2 separate regions of the Homo sapiens genome follow, and region 2 is linked to region 1. The links are chromatin contacts, found by Hi-C in ENCODE. All regions are on one chromosome and are shown on one strand. Each heading gives the region's core, a stretch centred on a gene start or an enhancer-like site at or near the end of the contact. The rest is flanking DNA. Distances are from core to core; before and after follow the strand shown.

Region 1 (4,975 bases), core at 1,942-4,441:
ATAAATATATATAAATTTAAATATAAAATATTAAAAAATATATAAATTTATATAATTTATATAAATATATGTTATATTATATAAATATATTTATATATTTATAAAATATATATTTATATATTTAAGCAAGGATATAAATCGAAATATATATATTTATATTTATTATATGTATAAATATAAATATATAAAAATTTATATTTATATTTATTATATGTATAAATATAAATATATAAAAATTTATATTTATATATCATAAATATAAATATATAAAAATTTATATTTATATATCATAAATATAAATATATAAAAATTTATATTTATATATCATAAATATAAATATATAAAAATTTATATTTATATATCATAAATATATAAAAATTTATATTTATATATCATAAATATATAAAAATTTATATTTATATATCATATATAAAAATTTATATTTATATATCATATATAAAAATTTATATTTAGATATCATATATAAAAATTTATATTTAGATATCATATATAAAAATTTATATTTAGATATCATATATAAAAATTTATATTTAGATATCATATATAAAAATTTATATTTAGATATCATATATAAAAATTTATATTTAGATATCATAAATAAAAATTTATATTTAGATATCATAAATAAAAATTTATATTTAGATATCATAAATAAAAATTTATATTTAGATATCATAAATAAAAATTTATATTTAGATATCATAAATAAAAATTTATATTTATATATCATAAATATATAAAAATTTATATTTATATATCATAAATATATAAAAATTTATATTTATATATCATAAATATATAAAAATTTATATTTATATATCATAAATATATAAAAATTTATATTTATATATCATAAATATATAAAAATTTATATTTATATATCATAAATATATAAAAATTTATATTTATATATCATAAATATATAAAAAATTATATTTATATATCATAAATATATAAAAAATTATATTTATATATCATAAATATATAAAAAATTATATTTATATATCATAAATATATAAAAAATTATATTTATATATCATAAATATATAAAAAATTATGTTTATATATAATAAATATATAAAAAATTATGTTTATATATAATAAATATAAAAATTTGTTTATATATAATAAATATAAAAATTTATGTTTATATATAATAAATATATAAAAATTTATGTTTATATATAATAAATATATAAAAATTTGTTTATATATAATAAATATATAAAAATTTATGTTTATATATAATAAATATATAAAAATTTATGTTTATATATAATAAATATATAAAAATTTATATTTATATATAATAAATATAAATATATATATTTCGATTTCTATCCTTCTGGTGTAATCTGCAAGCCTCATTCGCTACTCTTGATTTTTAGGCTGAAGGACGTGCCTGTCTTTTTGCAGGAAAAGTGAAGTTTATCAGGTCATATGAAATTCAAGTTTGGAAAAATTTGAAAGTACATTGCATGTCAATAAACGCATCTTGGTGTCTGATTCTGCATACATCTGTAGAGAATTTGAAAACAAGCAGTCAATTTAGAACTTCTGCTTGGTCTTCGGAAGCAAAAAGAGGAAATTCAAAAGTAATTTTACACGTCCTTCCACCAGAAGCTGAAAGGATGGCTTTTTCGCGGCTGAATAACGAAAGCCCCCTGCTTCGCCCCGGACTCTGAGCAGCTCAACCTGCGGAAAGGATGTGTAATAAAACGCCTTTCCAGGGAGACAAAAAAAAAAAAGGCCACCCAAAGGAAGGGCAACTCGGGAGTGCCTGGTTTCTACTGCGGTACCCGGGCACTTTGGAAGAAAGTGCGTGCAGATTCAAGCTTTTGAAATGGTTTCAGCTCTGTTCAATTGGGCATAGGCTATTTTTCCTTTTCTGTTTTTTTCTTTAAATACATTATATTCATTCCTCTCAATTTGATAATAATCACTTGAGAATTGCGAATTGACACTTACATATCAAGGACTTTACAAAACCCTCTCCAAAGTGGGGTTTCCGTAGTGTAGTGGTTATCACGTTCGCCTAACACGCGAAAGGTCCCCGGTTCGAAACCGGGCGGAAACACACTAAAAAATCCCTTTTTTTTTTTTTTTTTTTTTCCTTCGCTTGGAAGAAAGCGTGAGATCACGCTTTGTTTTCTTTTGTTGTTTGTTTTGTTTTTTTTTCTGAGGGAAGCCTTAGCTTAATGTATGCCGGTCCTTCAAAAGACATGATAGCAATTTGAGAGTCTGAACTGTAAGTTTTTGTTACTTTATTCGTTCACCAAATGTTTTTATGGAAGCCTTGCCACGTGGAACATGTGTCCCGGGTTTTAAAAAATGAATTTGACTCACCAGCTAACACTGAAAAAATAATGTACAGCCTAGAAGGAAAGATCAAAGTGTAAAAGTGGTTAGTCCTGTCGCCTCCTGAGCATTTTTGTATTATATCACTTGGTTTTTCGTCTGAAGTGGCTGTAAATAATCGTATTAAAAATCTTCTGGTCCAGACGCAGGAAAACCTTTTCCGGTATAAAGCCCACCTTCCTCTAATGTTGCGCATGCCCACTGTGCCCAGCTGCTCCGCTTTCGTGCATCCCAGACTTCTGTCACCAGGTAAGGGCATCTTGGAAGCTGAGCTACAGTTGGCTGGGGCACAAAAAAACCAGGGGGTGCCAAGAGTTTTCAGGTACGTAAGCGGGAAAGGGGTGCCAAGTCTCAGCTAAAAAATCCCCTATGGCAGAGATCCGAGTACACATGCAGCAGTTTCCACCGGTGGGGCCCCGAGGAAGGGGAGGATGATGGGAGAAGACAAGCAACTACAAGCCCCCGCACGCAGTGCGCAGCTGGCTTCAGGAGAGAGGCCCGCGGTGCTGTGCTGCCGGGCCTCGGCGCAGAGCCCCGGCAGAGCGCCAGACGCTGACTGCCGGCACCAGAATGCTCGCGATGAGGAAGACAGGCGGAGCGCTGCGAGCTAGCGAGCCCTCAGCTCTCGTATCCATGACGCCTGCTGCTTCGGGGGACCCCTGGCATGCTGGGGAGTGGGTCTCTGTGGTACATCCTGTACCGCCCTGGCCGGCGCCGGACCCCCATGGCCCCAGAACCTCCCGCACTGCCACGGGAAGACAGAGCCGGACGTGACGCCACCGTGGAAGGAAGGGAGGGGCGGAGCGTGGCTCGGTGACGTCCTCCCAAGATGGCGGAGACAGAGTGAAGAAACTGTGTTCCCCCCTTGGGTTGCTATCGGTGAGTTCCTACTTCACCCCCAGCCCGCCATCCCGGTCTCTCTAGAGCCTGGGCCATCAGAGGGCAGGCTCCTTGGAGTTCCAGCACGGGTCGGGGCGCAGGTGGAAGGCTTGGGCTAGGCAGCCCCGGGGTGGCCTGGGCCACAACCTCTGCTGTGGAAATTCGCGGGAGTGGGAGCTGGGCAGAGGGCAGGGCGGCAGAAGCCGAGGAGGGACTGGCTTTGGTTGTCACTCTCGGATGCCGCCTCGCGTAGAGAGTGGGAAGGGAGAAGGTGTGGCCTCCTTAGCGCGAGTGATAGAACCTTTGACAGCAAGCCATGGCCGGGCGCATTCCCGGCTTTCTGGGCAGCCACCTCTCGTTTTGGAGAAACTGCACTGGGGAAACTAACAGGTTTTGGTGACTTGAGAGCAGTTTTTAAAAACTCGTACTGTTCTGCCCCTATCTGTCCCAAGAGATCATGTCTTAGTGGTTTAAAAAATTTTTTTGTAACATAAGTATGTCTACTGAGCTTGAAAATCTGAGGGTTCAACAGATGTGAAAGCGTCAGGTTTTGCTGTGCTTTTTGCAGGTGGTAGAAGTGTTGCCATTCACCGTCACTTATTGATGTGTCCAAAGGATTGTGTTAGTTGATCAAGGTAACCAAAGATAGAAAGGCACTCATCCCTTCATTCTTAACCATGTATGTTTGATAAGGATTTTCAAGGGGGCTAAAATTGTTTAAGTTATGTCCTCTGTCCCTTCCCTCACTGAACGTTGATGAGAACTTACGGTTACTGATTTACTGTTTCTTTTTGTCTTTTAGATCAAGGGTAAAATTCCATTCTGATATCAAAATGCAGTATTCGCACCACTGTGAGCACCTTTTAGAGAGACTGAACAAACAGCGGGAAGCAGGTTTTCTCTGTGACTGTACCATAGTGATTGGGGAATTCCAGTTTAAAGCTCATAGGAATGTGCTGGCCTCCTTTAGTGAGTATTTTGGTGCGATCTACAGAAGCACTTCTGAGAACAATGTCTTTCTTGATCAGAGTCAGGTGAAGGCTGATGGATTTCAGAAACTGTTGGAGTTTATATACACAGGAACTTTAAATCTTGACAGGTAAAGTACACATTTTATTTTCAGTTATAAAAGCTAGTCAGTAGTCTTCACAGCAAAAGTAGATTTGTATTTTTTCCATTCATTCTCTGAACTCAAATTCTTCACCTATTTATGCACACAATGTTTGTTTTTATAAAGAAATCAGTATCACTGATTTAGGATGAGCAGGCAATATTTTTCATAAGCACAGATAATAAACAGTAAGATTTCTGACACGTTTATTTACTGAAACAAAGCCTGTGATTTCACTTATGTAAACTTGAACATTAAACACAATGAATTTATTTTATTTTATTTTTGAGACGGGCTCACCGTCACCCAGGCTGGAGTGCAGTGGGGCAATCTCGGCTCACTGCAACCTCTGCCTCCCGGGTTCAAGCGATTCTCCCACCTCAGCCTCCCTAGTAACTGGGACTACAGGTGTGCACTACCACACCTGGCTAATTTTTGTATTTTTTGGTAGAGACAGGGTTTCACCATGCTGGCCAGGCTGCAAACAAAAAATTCTAAGTTACTTCCAGTTTCCCATTGCTTTTTGGTCCTTGAATTCCTCTGGTCTTCTGTCTCCCTCATTCTGACTCCTGTTATCTCTATTAACCTACCAGTACTAATACTGAA
Region 2 (4,869 bases), core at 1,974-4,473, 1.5 Mb after region 1:
GGCTCTGGCTTCCTGGGTCCACCACTTACAAGTTATGTGTCTTTGGATCAGGCACTTAACCTCTGTGAACCTCAGTTTTTAAAATCTGTGAAGTGGAGACAATATTTACAGCTCATAGTGTGATGTAAGGAAATGTGCTAACATGCTTAGCACTGTGCCTGGCACATACTATATTGTTGGTCAATAAAAGTTATTGTTATTTACAGATGTTTCAAATCTTGGTTCCTTTTGTTATTCCTGTTGATACCAACTTGAAAATTATCATGACACTATGAAGTCTAAACTGTCTCTAAATTAAAAAAAAAAAAAACTGTATCCAAAAGAATGATCTTTCAGAGATAAACCAAAAGATGAAATAAAAGCATCCATCACTTTAAAAGACAATGTTGATATATAACATTATATAAAATGTTCTTAATATCAGATCTATAAGCTTTAAGACTATCCTGTTACCATAAATCAGAGCTAATACTTTATTACTGATAAAGTAAAAATAGATATTTCTCTATTACTATATGTTACTATATATGCTGTTATGTTACTATAATGCTGACCATGGCTCTACAGGAATAACCTAGACAAAATCTAGAACACTCAGTAAAGCAGATGGTGCTTAGGAACCTACTGAATAAACAGTCTCAGCTACACTTTCAGTAAGTATCCCTTTGGAGAAGCTAAGGAATAATCATGTCTTTATGGAATGGCATAGTATTAAACAAAAATAGATTTTATCTATTAGTAGGAAACATTCTGGTTCAATTGAGATGGACTAGATCTAGGGTCCCCAGGTTTTGCTTGGATAGAAGTTACTTTCTATTTCTCTTTGGCCTCAAAAAAAAAAATGGCAGTCTGAAGGTAAAGCATTGTAATAGAAGAGAAGAAAGGTCGGTGACAGCCTCCCATGCCCTTTCTCATATAAAAAACCTTAAAGTTGGTGAGGAAGAGAAATGGCATTACACAGTCAACAAGCTTTGACCATATGAGACCACAATTTTTCAACTAGAAGTTTCCTCAGGGTAGCACAGTATATAAGAACTTTGTTTTCAAGACAGAGGTTAGTTCAATTCTGGTGCTGCTATTTATCAGCTGTGAAATCATGAGCAAGCTATTTATCTTATTTAAGTCTCAGTTTCTTAATCTACAAATGGGGATAGTAATAGAATCTACCACATAGGACTTTTGTGAGGATTAAATAAAGGAATACACTGTACATACAGTGCTTACAGGTGCTTCTTCCACAAGGAATGGGCAGTACACTTTAAGTATTATTTATATTTCTGATATCCCAACAGTTAACACTAAACCGTACCAAGTATACATTATTTTGCTCTCTCTCACACAAATATACACATATATAAACAAGTCACACAGTCCCAACCCTGAAGGTCAACGAGGATAGTGTTTGCTACCCTTGTAGAGTACAATCTTTAAACTGTGATGACAAGACAATAAATTTTCCCAACCATTTGAATGAGCTTTGGAAGTGGATTTTTTACTTGAGCTTCCAGAAAAAAAGCCCAGTCTGGCTGATGCCTTGAGTTAGCCTTATGAGCATTGAAGCAGAGAACCCAGTTGAGCCTGACTGAATTAGTAACTATAGAAATGTACACTAAGAAATGAAGGTTGATTTTGGCCAAAAAATAATAATAATAATGGTAACTGTGATAATGTGAACTGGCATCCTCTCCCCCACTTACAGCAGACTTGAGGTTAATCTAGAGAATGAATTTTGGGCTAGAAGAAATCATCCAGTCCACAATCAGTGTCTTCAATTCTAGAATCAATTGAAATATTTGCTTATCATCAAAATAACATTTTCTTCAAGGCATTAGTCCAAGATCTGTATCCCAGCGAATCACAAAGAGGAGAAAGAAGAGCCAGCACAGAGTATTTATAGGTCACTGACTTGGTGCACAGCCAGAAGATTTTTTTTAACCAACATTTCTGCCAAAGGAACTATCTGCAGATTCTCTTAATGGTTTTTTGTTTTTTTTTTTTTTTTTGAGATGGAGTTTCGCTCTTGTTGCCCAGGCTGGAGTACAATGGCGCGATCTCAGCTCACTGCAACCTCCAACTCCTGGGTTCAAGCACTTCTCCTGCCTCAGCCTCCTGAGTAGCTGCAATTATGGGTGCCTGACACCACGCCCAGCTAATTTTTTTGTATTTTTAGTAAAGACGGGGTTTCGCCATGTTGGCCAGGCTGGTCCCGAACTCCTGGCCTTAGGTGATCCACCTGCCTCGGCCTCCCAAAGTGCTGGGATTACAGGCATGAGCCACCACGCCCGGCCTCTTAATCGTATCTTAAAGCATTTTAAAAATAACAAATGAAACTGAAAAAGATAAATCGAGGTATCTAAGCAGTTACACTGAACTCATTTCTGAAGCTCATGGACAAACTATGTAAAATCTCAAGAGACTGAAAACTATTTTCTATTCTCAAGATTCAAAGTAAAAACTTAGAATACAAAACTCTAAGAAAGAGAAGGCAGAATGGTGGCAGCTCCAGAGGGTGGGCAGAATCCTAATCTTACAACAGACCTGGGCAATTGCTGCTGTTAATTCTACCAGCAGAATGATGTAGGAGGGCTCCTTACAGCCTGGGCCCGCCTTATATTCTCTGCACAATCAGAGTGGAACCTGGGCACCTATTAGTCCCTTTCCATGCTATCTTCCTGTGAAGATTCTTATGAATAAGAAAACGTGACCTTTATCAAGGAATAATTTTATTCAAATTGTGTAAACTGGATATTTTCCACAGTTTCTTGTCAGGAGGTGGGCAGAGAAGTTAAATTTTATACCTACTTTAAAAAAAAAAAAAAGCCCCTCATGTAATGTTAGCAACTGACCAAATACTCCTTGGATTTCGTGTCTGGAGAGAAGGAACTAAGAAAACATACAGTTCTCTGAAATGTTTCCTGGATTCTTTCCTCTTTTTCCACAAAAATAGAACTACTCTTTTTCTTTTTTCTTTTTTCTCTTTTGATGGGGGATGAGGATTATACAGAAGATTTGGCAACCTAAATGAACATGAGAGAAAGCCAATAGTATAACTAAAGGAAGGGGATCGCCAAAACCATTCACTTAGGGGAATTTCAAACTTTGGTGCTAAAGCTTCCAAATAATCAGCATCACCATTCACCAAGGAGCAGAGGAGTTCGGTCTTGCTGACTGCCAGTTAAGGGCTCTGAAAAAAGACAGTCTCCTTGGCAGCCGTTCCAACCTGGCTCCTGCCCCCTGTGAACCAAGGAAAAGTGGAAATCTAATTCCATGTAGCCTGGAAGAAACCTTACAGGTCCAGGGCTGTGGAGAGGTCGGGTGAGGAACAGGAGTTCCCACCATGCCACTAGGGTTCTGGAAGCCCTGGGAAGCTGCCAGTGGCACTGCAGCACCAGGAACTGGTTCCTAGAGAACTGCCTCAAATCAGACACACATAAGGAAGTCAGGCAGTGATGGCGCTGCATGGGAATACAAGCAGAACAATCTCCTCAGAACTACTTCGAGGGTACTGTCTCTCAGCCATCTTCCAGGTTTTCCACAACCCACAAAGGTCTTTCAGGTGGGTATAATTTGGGGTTACTTGTTAAGATGGAGTTACAGCACAGCTTCATTGGCAAAGACAATGGGATCTCATATCTAGAAACAAAACTTTCTGGGTTTCACCATTTGCCCGTTATCCCCTGAGAAACATCAGCATCACCTGTTAACTTGCTTGGGAATGCAAATTCTCAGACCCAACCGAGACCTATGAATCTGAAACTCTGGAGGGGGGCGGCAGGGAGGAGGGCAGGAATTTGTGTCTTAGCCCCTCATTGTTAAGATTCTGATGCACACTAAAATTTGAGAACCATTGAGCATTCTAGAGCAACACAATTTCATGAAAAAATAGCTTTGGAAACAGCATCTGGATATTAGGCAAAAATATGTGCCTGAATAGAAGAAACACACTCCGTTCATAGTAGGGTTCTATTCCCCAATTTTTTAATTTAGTAGTTCTTTGTGAAAAATGTCCTCTCACATGCAGCATTTTAAAATGAGAAATCTGGGGCCTTCTCAACCAACTTCACACCCGCTTTCCAGGGCAGCTCAAAACAAATTACTGATAAATCAACATGGGGCACTCTGAATCATCAGTCCGTCTTTAGAACTCCCCACATGGTCAGCTGAGGCATTCCATTGAGAATGCATCATGTCTTGACTTCTCTCTCTGGCCAATCCTGCCGTCATTGCATTTCTTAATAAACCTCCTGCATGCTAAAAAAAAAATAAAAAATAAAATCAAATGAGCAATTTATTGCAAATAGCCAGTCCCAAAGAAATCCTTTTGCCTTTGTTGTTTCCCTCAAAATTGCACATTATTTAAGGGGCCTGTCTTTTACACATTTTTATTAGCACCTAGAGCAATACAAATCCTCCACAAACTCTAGCAAATATGTATTAATACAGTAATAAGTAATTCTAAGAGCAAGCACTCAAATTAGTAAGGTCTGGTTTCCTGTAGATTACTAAAGCAGGGAAGGAGTAAGGGGGAGAACTCAGAGAAAGCGTGCGCTGACTAAAAGACAGAAAGGAAGCAGAAAATTTATTCTGAGCAGATGCCAAGACTTTGCCACATGCTTACAGTAAGAGAAATGGAGAGCAGAGAAAATTATTTTTAAAACCTTCTTTCCTTGAGAACTAAGTTATCATAGCCCTGCTTTAAGATATTAGGTAAATACTTTTTCAATGCAAGACATAGGTGGACCCAGAATATTAGCAAGAAATGTGCCTTAAATTATTTAAAGGATACAGACTATTTATTTTCCATGGACAGGAATCATCTGTCTTCATTCATAAAATTCAAGCTGATAATTTTTTGATAAAACTGTTTTC

The links. Hi-C counts contacts between places; a loop is a spot of excess contacts on that map. Pooled maps may share reads with other maps.
Region 2: a loop to region 1 is called in a pooled map, with 4 times the contacts of the local background. The contact joins the enhancer-like site here to the promoter of MYNN in region 1. A Hi-C loop is called at or near these places in 1 of 168 maps with a recorded cell type or tissue (ascending aorta), 1 of 37 single-sample maps with no recorded cell type and 2 of 50 pooled maps.

The regions. Positions count from the first base shown.
Region 1 is chr3:169,770,205-169,775,179 of GRCh38, forward strand. MYNN (myoneurin) reads left to right here and starts at 3,192. Exons shown (of 8, transcript NM_018657.5): 1 at 3,192-3,258; 2 at 4,061-4,357. The coding sequence starts at 4,092. TRV-AAC1-1 (tRNA-Val (anticodon AAC) 1-1) reads left to right here and starts at 2,026; the gene lies at 2,026-2,098. RefSeq lists enhancers at 1,742-1,841, 2,732-3,281, 2,855-3,358, 2,997-3,291.
Region 2 is chr3:171,280,356-171,285,224 of GRCh38, forward strand. All of the region lies in intron 2 of TNIK (TRAF2 and NCK interacting kinase), which reads right to left. Among named protein-coding and RNA genes, the nearest start is that of MIR569, 180 kb to the left of the region's middle. Within about 2 kb of position 3,224, at least 13 of the 41 ENCODE cell types and tissues checked have a DNase peak (open chromatin) inside an H3K27ac peak, as active enhancers do; they include ascending aorta, where a contact is called at or near this core.